Linked DNA regions of Homo sapiens: region 1 is linked to region 2. A link is a contact called in ENCODE Hi-C or POLR2A ChIA-PET data. All regions are on one chromosome and are shown on one strand. The core of a region is the stretch at or near the end of the contact, and the rest is flanking DNA. Distances in the headings are between cores, read along the strand shown. Region 1 holds the start of PDIA3 (protein disulfide isomerase family A member 3). Region 2 holds the start of STARD9 (StAR related lipid transfer domain containing 9).

Evidence for each region. Hi-C counts contacts between places; a loop is a spot of excess contacts on that map. ChIA-PET counts read pairs that join two places held with the same protein, here RNA polymerase II (POLR2A). Pooled maps may share reads with other maps.
Region 1: a loop to region 2 is called in a map of naive thymus-derived CD4-positive, alpha-beta T cell, with 12 times the contacts of the local background. The contact joins the promoter of PDIA3 here to the promoter of STARD9 in region 2. A Hi-C loop is called at or near these places in 1 of 168 maps with a recorded cell type or tissue (naive thymus-derived CD4-positive, alpha-beta T cell) and 9 of 50 pooled maps. POLR2A ChIA-PET finds 5 or more read pairs at or near these places in 2 of 52 experiments (Panc1 and activated B cell).

The regions. Positions count from the first base shown.
Region 1 is chr15:43,745,107-43,748,650 of GRCh38, forward strand. It overlaps PDIA3 (protein disulfide isomerase family A member 3), which reads left to right and starts at 1,332. Exons shown (of 13, transcript NM_005313.5): 1 at 1,332-1,600. The coding sequence starts at 1,434. It also overlaps the pseudogene CATSPER2P1. RefSeq lists a silencer at 1,048-1,347 and enhancers at 1,848-1,897, 1,908-1,957.
Region 2 is chr15:42,574,121-42,577,210 of GRCh38, forward strand. STARD9 (StAR related lipid transfer domain containing 9) reads left to right here and starts at 1,486. Exons shown (of 33, transcript NM_020759.3): 1 at 1,486-1,642. The coding sequence starts at 1,596. RefSeq lists a silencer at 994-1,623.

The sequences.
Region 1 (3,544 bases), core at 82-2,581, 1.2 Mb after region 2:
GAACGAATGGCATCAGCTCGGGGAAGCTGCATCTGCCCTTCTTGTTGGTAAGCGGCCATGTCTGCTAAGAAAATGTAAGCATCAAGTGTCATTTCATTCTTGGAGCTGCACCAAGGATTACAGGTTTTCTGTCCCCTCCTCCCCACCCTCTTTGCCCTTAAGATTCCTTAATGTACCCACATCTACGAACTAGGAGCAGTTGGGCAGAACAAACATTCTACTAAGACTCAGGGTTTTTTGAAACAAAAGGGGCTAAGAGTGGTAAAGACATTGAGCAGTCGACCAAGTGGCCAGGCATCTTCACTTTGTGACGGCACTACCAATTAAAAGCTCATTAAAAAAAAAAAAAAAAAAAAAAAAAGTCCGGGCGTGGTGGCTCACGCCTGTAATTCCAGCACTTTGGAATGCCGAGGCGAGCGGATCACGAGGTCAGGAGATAGAGACCATCCTGGCTAACACGGTGAAACCCGGTCTCTACTAAAAATACAAAAAATTAGCCGGGCGTGGTGGCGGGCGCCTGTAGGCCCAGCTACTCGGGAAGCTGAGGCAGGAGAATGGCGTGAACCCGGGAGGCAGAGCTTGCAGTGAGCGGAGATCGCGCCACTGCACTCCAGCGTGGGGGACAGAGCAAGACGGCATCTCAGACAAAACAAAACAAAACAAAACAAGAAACTCAATAAAAAAGGAGCAGCCACAAGGGCAGGGGCCCGGGGCTGGACAAAGAAGAACCTGGGTCCCACCTGGGCCTGAGAGAATCGGGCAATGAGGTGGAGTTGGGGGAGGGCTTGGCCTGCCCACGCAAGAGAAACCAAGTGAAGAGAAATTGGACAAAATGCCAAAGCCTGACATTTTGAAAATGGGTCCCGTCCCAAGTGTGTCCACTCCAACACTCCTTCGGGGGCTAGCTCCTTCTCTCCTCCATTCTCGCTTCTGGGCCTCACCTCAGCCCAGGTTCTCTTCGCCCACTCAGTCCTGACTTCACGCTTCCACCTCCAGCTCAGGCGCCCCCTGAGCCCGGCTACCCCTACGCAGGACGAGCTCAGGGCCGGCTCCCAGCCTCACTGCGCCCCATTTCCCGCCCCGCCCGACCCCCAGGTTTCGGCTCACCCCGGGACCCGGCCCTAGCCCCTGCCCCCAGCCCAGGACCGGGCCCAGCCACGCTCGCCCAGACACTCGCCGCCTCGGCCCCGCCCCGCGCTCCGGCCACTCGGCGGTAACGAGTTGGTCCCGCCCGCCCGACGAAGGCGACGCGCAGCCAATCAGCGGCTGCCACACAGCGGCCCAAGCCGGGTTTGGGGGTTGGGACCTCCGGCTGCAGGTCCGCCTGGGCCAGACGCGCGAGCGCAAGCAGCGGGTTAGTGGTCGCGCGCCCGACCTCCGCAGTCCCAGCCGAGCCGCGACCCTTCCGGCCGTCCCCACCCCACCTCGCCGCCATGCGCCTCCGCCGCCTAGCGCTGTTCCCGGGTGTGGCGCTGCTTCTTGCCGCGGCCCGCCTCGCCGCTGCCTCCGACGTGCTAGAACTCACGGACGACAACTTCGAGAGTCGCATCTCCGACACGGGCTCTGCGGGCCTCATGCTCGTCGAGTTCTTCGCCCCCTGGTGAGTCCATTCTGCCGAGGCGGGGGAAGAAAGGCGGGGCTGGGCCGGGGGCGAGAGCGCGGGGAACTGTTGGGCCTACGCAGCGCCGGGGCCCTTCATTCCTGTGGGCCCCTGCTGCGGCGGGCACATTTCTCATTCCCGGGAGCTGGAGGCGCCTCGCCGAGAGCGGGGGAGTCGGTGCTGATCGGCCCAAGGAAAACCCGAAGGCTGCGCTCACGCAGGGCCTCATCCTTATCTCGGTGCTCTTGTGGCACTTCCTATTTGCAGAGGGTTTTGCCACCCCTTCCCCCAGTCCAATATGTAGCTATATCTTTTCTGCGTGAGTCAGTATTAATGCTCCTCCAGTCTACAGACTAGGCATCCCAAAGCCTTGTAGTGGAAGCGGACGTTTCACCAAATGCAGAAGTCCTGGATCCCTAGGGTATTTCCTTTCATCTTACCTCACGCCGCACAGCCATTGGTTTCTAGCCAAGGTCACTGAGTGGCTGCAGAATGGTCGTAAGTGCTTTCTTGAGGCAGGTAATTTGTCCGTCACATGGTGTACAGTTTCTCCCTTCAGCTGATCACTTACATCTCAGTACCGGCAGATACCTCTGTCCAAACGAAAGGAGTACGTGAACAAGAATAATTCCATCAGAATCTGTCCATATTGTCTGTTTTAAATAGCATTTCTTTAAAATGTCAAAAAAGACTCCAATGAGAAAATAACCAATATTGATTACATACTCCACTTTAGGGTGACTTAAGTGATCAAGGGTGTAAATTCCTTAGATAGAACTAACTCGAAATAAAAAACTGTTGGGGAGAAGGAAGAGCAAATAAGATTTCTGGCCCAGTCAACTTGAGTGTTTGTTTTTTTTTTTTATTTGTGTGTGTGTGTGTTTTTAAACCTCCAGATCATTACCAGAGTAAACAGTGATTCCTTTATCCTGGGGATAGCTCTCTATATATAATTCAATATATATAATTACAGTACTTAATTTTTCCCCTCCTGGCACAGTGACCCTTGGTTTAATACTATCCGTGTTCAAAAATGTCAGTAAAAGTTGTGTATAACTTTTATTTGCTTCAGACTCAGGTCTTCCCTTCTTAGCCTCAAACAACTTGCTAAGGGTTACACGAAAAAAGTCCTGTAGTAAAGACCACCTGAATCAGAATGATGTGCTAGAGATGGCAAATTTTGTTTGCAGCTTGGACAGATTTTGTGTCCAGGGCATTTCTGGGGCTAACTGGCAGTACAGATTACACATATAGATAGTTCTTATACATCTCTGGAACTCATGTTCTCTCTTAGGAACAACTCTTCCCAATTATATAATCATGCTGTTAGCTTTGAGGGGGTGTCAATAATTTGTAAAAACTGGGGGTGTCACTAAGTTTGTCAGATCTGAGTGATGCTTTTTACTACAGGGGTCATGCAACAATTTAAAGTAGGAATTGTTGGAGAATAGTGGGCCACTAGAATATTAGTTTAAAAAAGGAATTTTGGGGCTGGGCATGGTGGCTCCCGCCTGTAATCCCAGCACTTTGGGAGGCCGAGGCAGGCGGATCACCTGAGGTCGGGAGTTCAAGACCAGTCTGACCATCATGGAGAAACCCCCGTCTCTACTAAAAATACGAAATTAGCCGGGCATAGTGGCACATGCCTGTAATCCCAGCTACTCAGGAAGCTGAGGCAGGAGAATAGCTTGAACCCAGGAAGCAGAGGCTGCAGTGAGCCACGATCCTGCCATTGCACTCCAGCCTGGGCAACAAGAGCGAAACTCTGTCTCAAAAAAAAAAACCAGAATTTTTTATTTGAATTGAAGGGGGTGTTTCCTACTTTAAATTGTTACACGTGCTACCCTAAAAACTACATATCCCATCAGGCACTGACTGTCCCAAGAATTGGGTGGATCTCTGCTGTGGTGTCTGCTTTTAATTGGTTTAAAAGAAAAAGTCATC
Region 2 (3,090 bases), core at 236-2,735:
GACAACTTGAAGCAAAAGGAAGGTGAAGGATCCAAACAATTTTATGCCAGTAAGGGATGATTTGATAAATTTGGAAAGGTTTGGTTTAAAATATGTCAAGATAACAAGAGAAGCAGCTTCTGCTGACCAAGAGGGAGCAAATGAGTTCCTAGACACCATTAAGGAAATAATTGAGAAGAAAGGGTATCTGCCTGAACAGCTTTTCGGTGCATATGCAAGTTCCCTATTCTGGAAAAATAAATGCCACAAAGGACATTTATTAGTAAGGAAGAGAAGCAAGCACCAGGATTTAAGGCAGGAAGGGATACGCTAATATTTTGTGCAAATGCAGTTGGGTTTATGATCAGCACTGCCCTTATCTATATGGCTGCTAACCCTCAAGCCTTGAAGGGAAAAGATAAACACCAGCCACCTGTCTTTTGGTTGTACAAGAAGACCTGGACAATAACCCTTTATCTGAATTGGTTCCATCTATGCTTTGTCCCTGATGTCAGGAAGTACCTTGCCAGTAAGGGACTGCCTTCTATTTTTTTATTTTATTTTTTTTAGACAGGGTTTTGCTCTGTCGCCCAGGCTGAAGTACAGTGGCGCGATCCAGGCTCACTGCAGCCTCCGCCTCCAGGGTTCAAGTAATTCTCCTGCCTCAGCCTCCCGGGTAGCTGGAATTACAGGCGCACGCCAACAGGCCCGGCTAATTTTCGTATTTTGAGTACAGACGGGGTTTCACCAGGTTGGTCAGGCTGAACTCGAACCCCTGACCTCAGGTGATCTCGCTTCAGCCTCCCAAAGTGCTGGGATTACAGACGTGAGCCACTGCACCCGGCCTGCCTCGAAAATTTAACCACAGAATTGACAGTTCAAGCGAACGCAGAGAATAAAAGTATTTAGCAAATTACTTTGCAAACTTTCGGACCAAAAGTTGATTTACTTGACTTTACATAGCACGGACACCTAGTCGAGGAACAAAAACTATTTCTGGGTAAGCGGGGCCAGGAACAACAGACTTAGCACTGAGTCCTCGCGGCCCACTCGGCTCAGGATTGGCTGAAGCTGGGCCGGCACTGCTGGGCCCGGTGCGGCACGCGCATGGGTGGGGGCGTCCCAAGAGGCTGTAGGGCGGAGCGAGGCGGGGCGAGCCCGGGCGTCCTCCCGCCCACCGACTAGCCAAGGCTCGGCGGGCACCACCCAGCTCGGGATGCAGCGCGTGTTTGGGCGGGGGCGACCCGGGAGGCTTCGGATGGAACGAGGCGGAGCGAGCCCTGGCATCCTCCCGCCCACCAGGCTAAGGACTGGCCGAACGTCCACACGGGCCCGCCTGCTCTGGCTGCGGCGCGTGTTTGGGCGGGGGCGAGTCAGGAGGCTTTAAGGAGGATTGAGGGGAGGCGGGGCCGGGAGTTCTCCCGCCCACCGGGCTCAGGATTGGCCGAAGCTAGGCAGGCACCGCCCCGCTCGGGCGGCAGCTCGCGTCCGCGCGGCGGCGTCCCCAGAGGCGCGTGGGGCGGGCGGGGCTGGGTTGGGGCTGTGTCTGGGCTTAGGGCGGGGGCCTGGGATGCTGCCGCTGAGCTGACCCGCTGGACTTGGGTTGTGGCAGACGGATGGCGAACGTGCAGGTCGCCGTGCGGGTCCGGCCGCTCAGCAAGAGGTGAGTCTCCGCGGGAGAGGGCGCCTGAGGCTTCACAGGAGCTGAAAAGAGCGGGAGGTCCGCGTCTCCCCCTGCAGAGATTCTGGCGCGCAGAAATCGGTGACAAAGTGACCCGGGGGGTCGGGGTCCGGAATCCACGGAGGCCTGGCGGGACGGGACCTCAGTCGAGCTTTCGCGTTGTGTCCTGGGGATAGCGGTTCCCGGACGGCCGCGGGAGGGCTGCCCTGGGTGAGCGTCGCTGGCGTCCTGCCAGCAGGAGTTTCGAGGGACGGCGGCTCGAGGCTTGCTGCATCGGGTTGGGCCTTTGAGAAAGGCTGGGAGAGGGATGAGCATTCTCCTCTCTCTTTCTGGGGGCTTGGGAGTACCCATGAGGACTGAGGCTGAATGGTGTGTGTTTCTGGGTGCGCGTGGGCTTCTCTGCGAAGATGTGGAGAAAGCAGAAGGTGAGGGCGTGAGGGGGAAATTGAGGCCGACACAGGTCGCGGTTTCTTTCTATGCTCGACAGCTGATTTAATCCAGGACGGAACTGTTAAGTAGGGGAAGTTGTTCCAACCCCTTCTTTCTCTCAGAGCCCTCAGTGCCCGTTTTCTCGTGGCTTATTTTGATTCCGCACCTCTCATCTCAGCCCTTGAGACATCCAGTGTGCAGCCACGAACTTTTTTCTCTTTGTCACCAGATGAAGTGTTTTTTAAAGATCAATTAGAGTTTGTTGACAGGTGGAGAGAGTTTAAAGAGCCTTCTATGTAGTAAGACCGCCAAGAGCAAAGGACTTAGACTGTAAGGGACTAACTAGAGGTTAAGTTTTGGTGGGGAAAGGGTGGTTGGTGTGGAGGGAAGTGAGTGGTGGAAGGTAAATCTGGCAGAGGGTGCTTTGGGGACCAGGAGGCACATGTTGGAATTATTTGGCAAGTTTAAAAATCTCTGGGACATAAGATAGCTTGATAATTGGGCAGAAGGATCAAGAAAGGTATCGTCTCCCATAATAAAATTGGGTACTAGTGTGGATTATGTTCGTCCTCATATAGAAATGATTGGCTTTGAAAAGTCTTGTAATTGACAGACTAATGAGAAGAGCAATGAGATAGAAAGAAACAAAAAGTTAAAGAGAATAGGAAGAAGGCAAAAGAGGTACACTGAAGAAAGAGGGAAAGCAGATGCCTGACCTGCTGCGTTTTGATTGGTAAATGGCTTGTGACACCTGGCTTCTTCATAACTGGATGTGGTAGCTCAGGGCTGGGGGGGGTTTTATAAGTGCAGATGCTATGCTGGAGGTAGTCTCTGGTATATTCTGTATTTGTGAAACTGTTCTTTTAGGGTTCTCAGGATAACAGTATTGACCACTCCTAACATTCAGTAACTTCTCAGTTCCTTGGACACTAGGAATTTCTTTCTTTTTTCTTTTTTTTTTTGAGATGGAGTCTCGCTCTGTCGCCCAGGCTGGCGTTGAG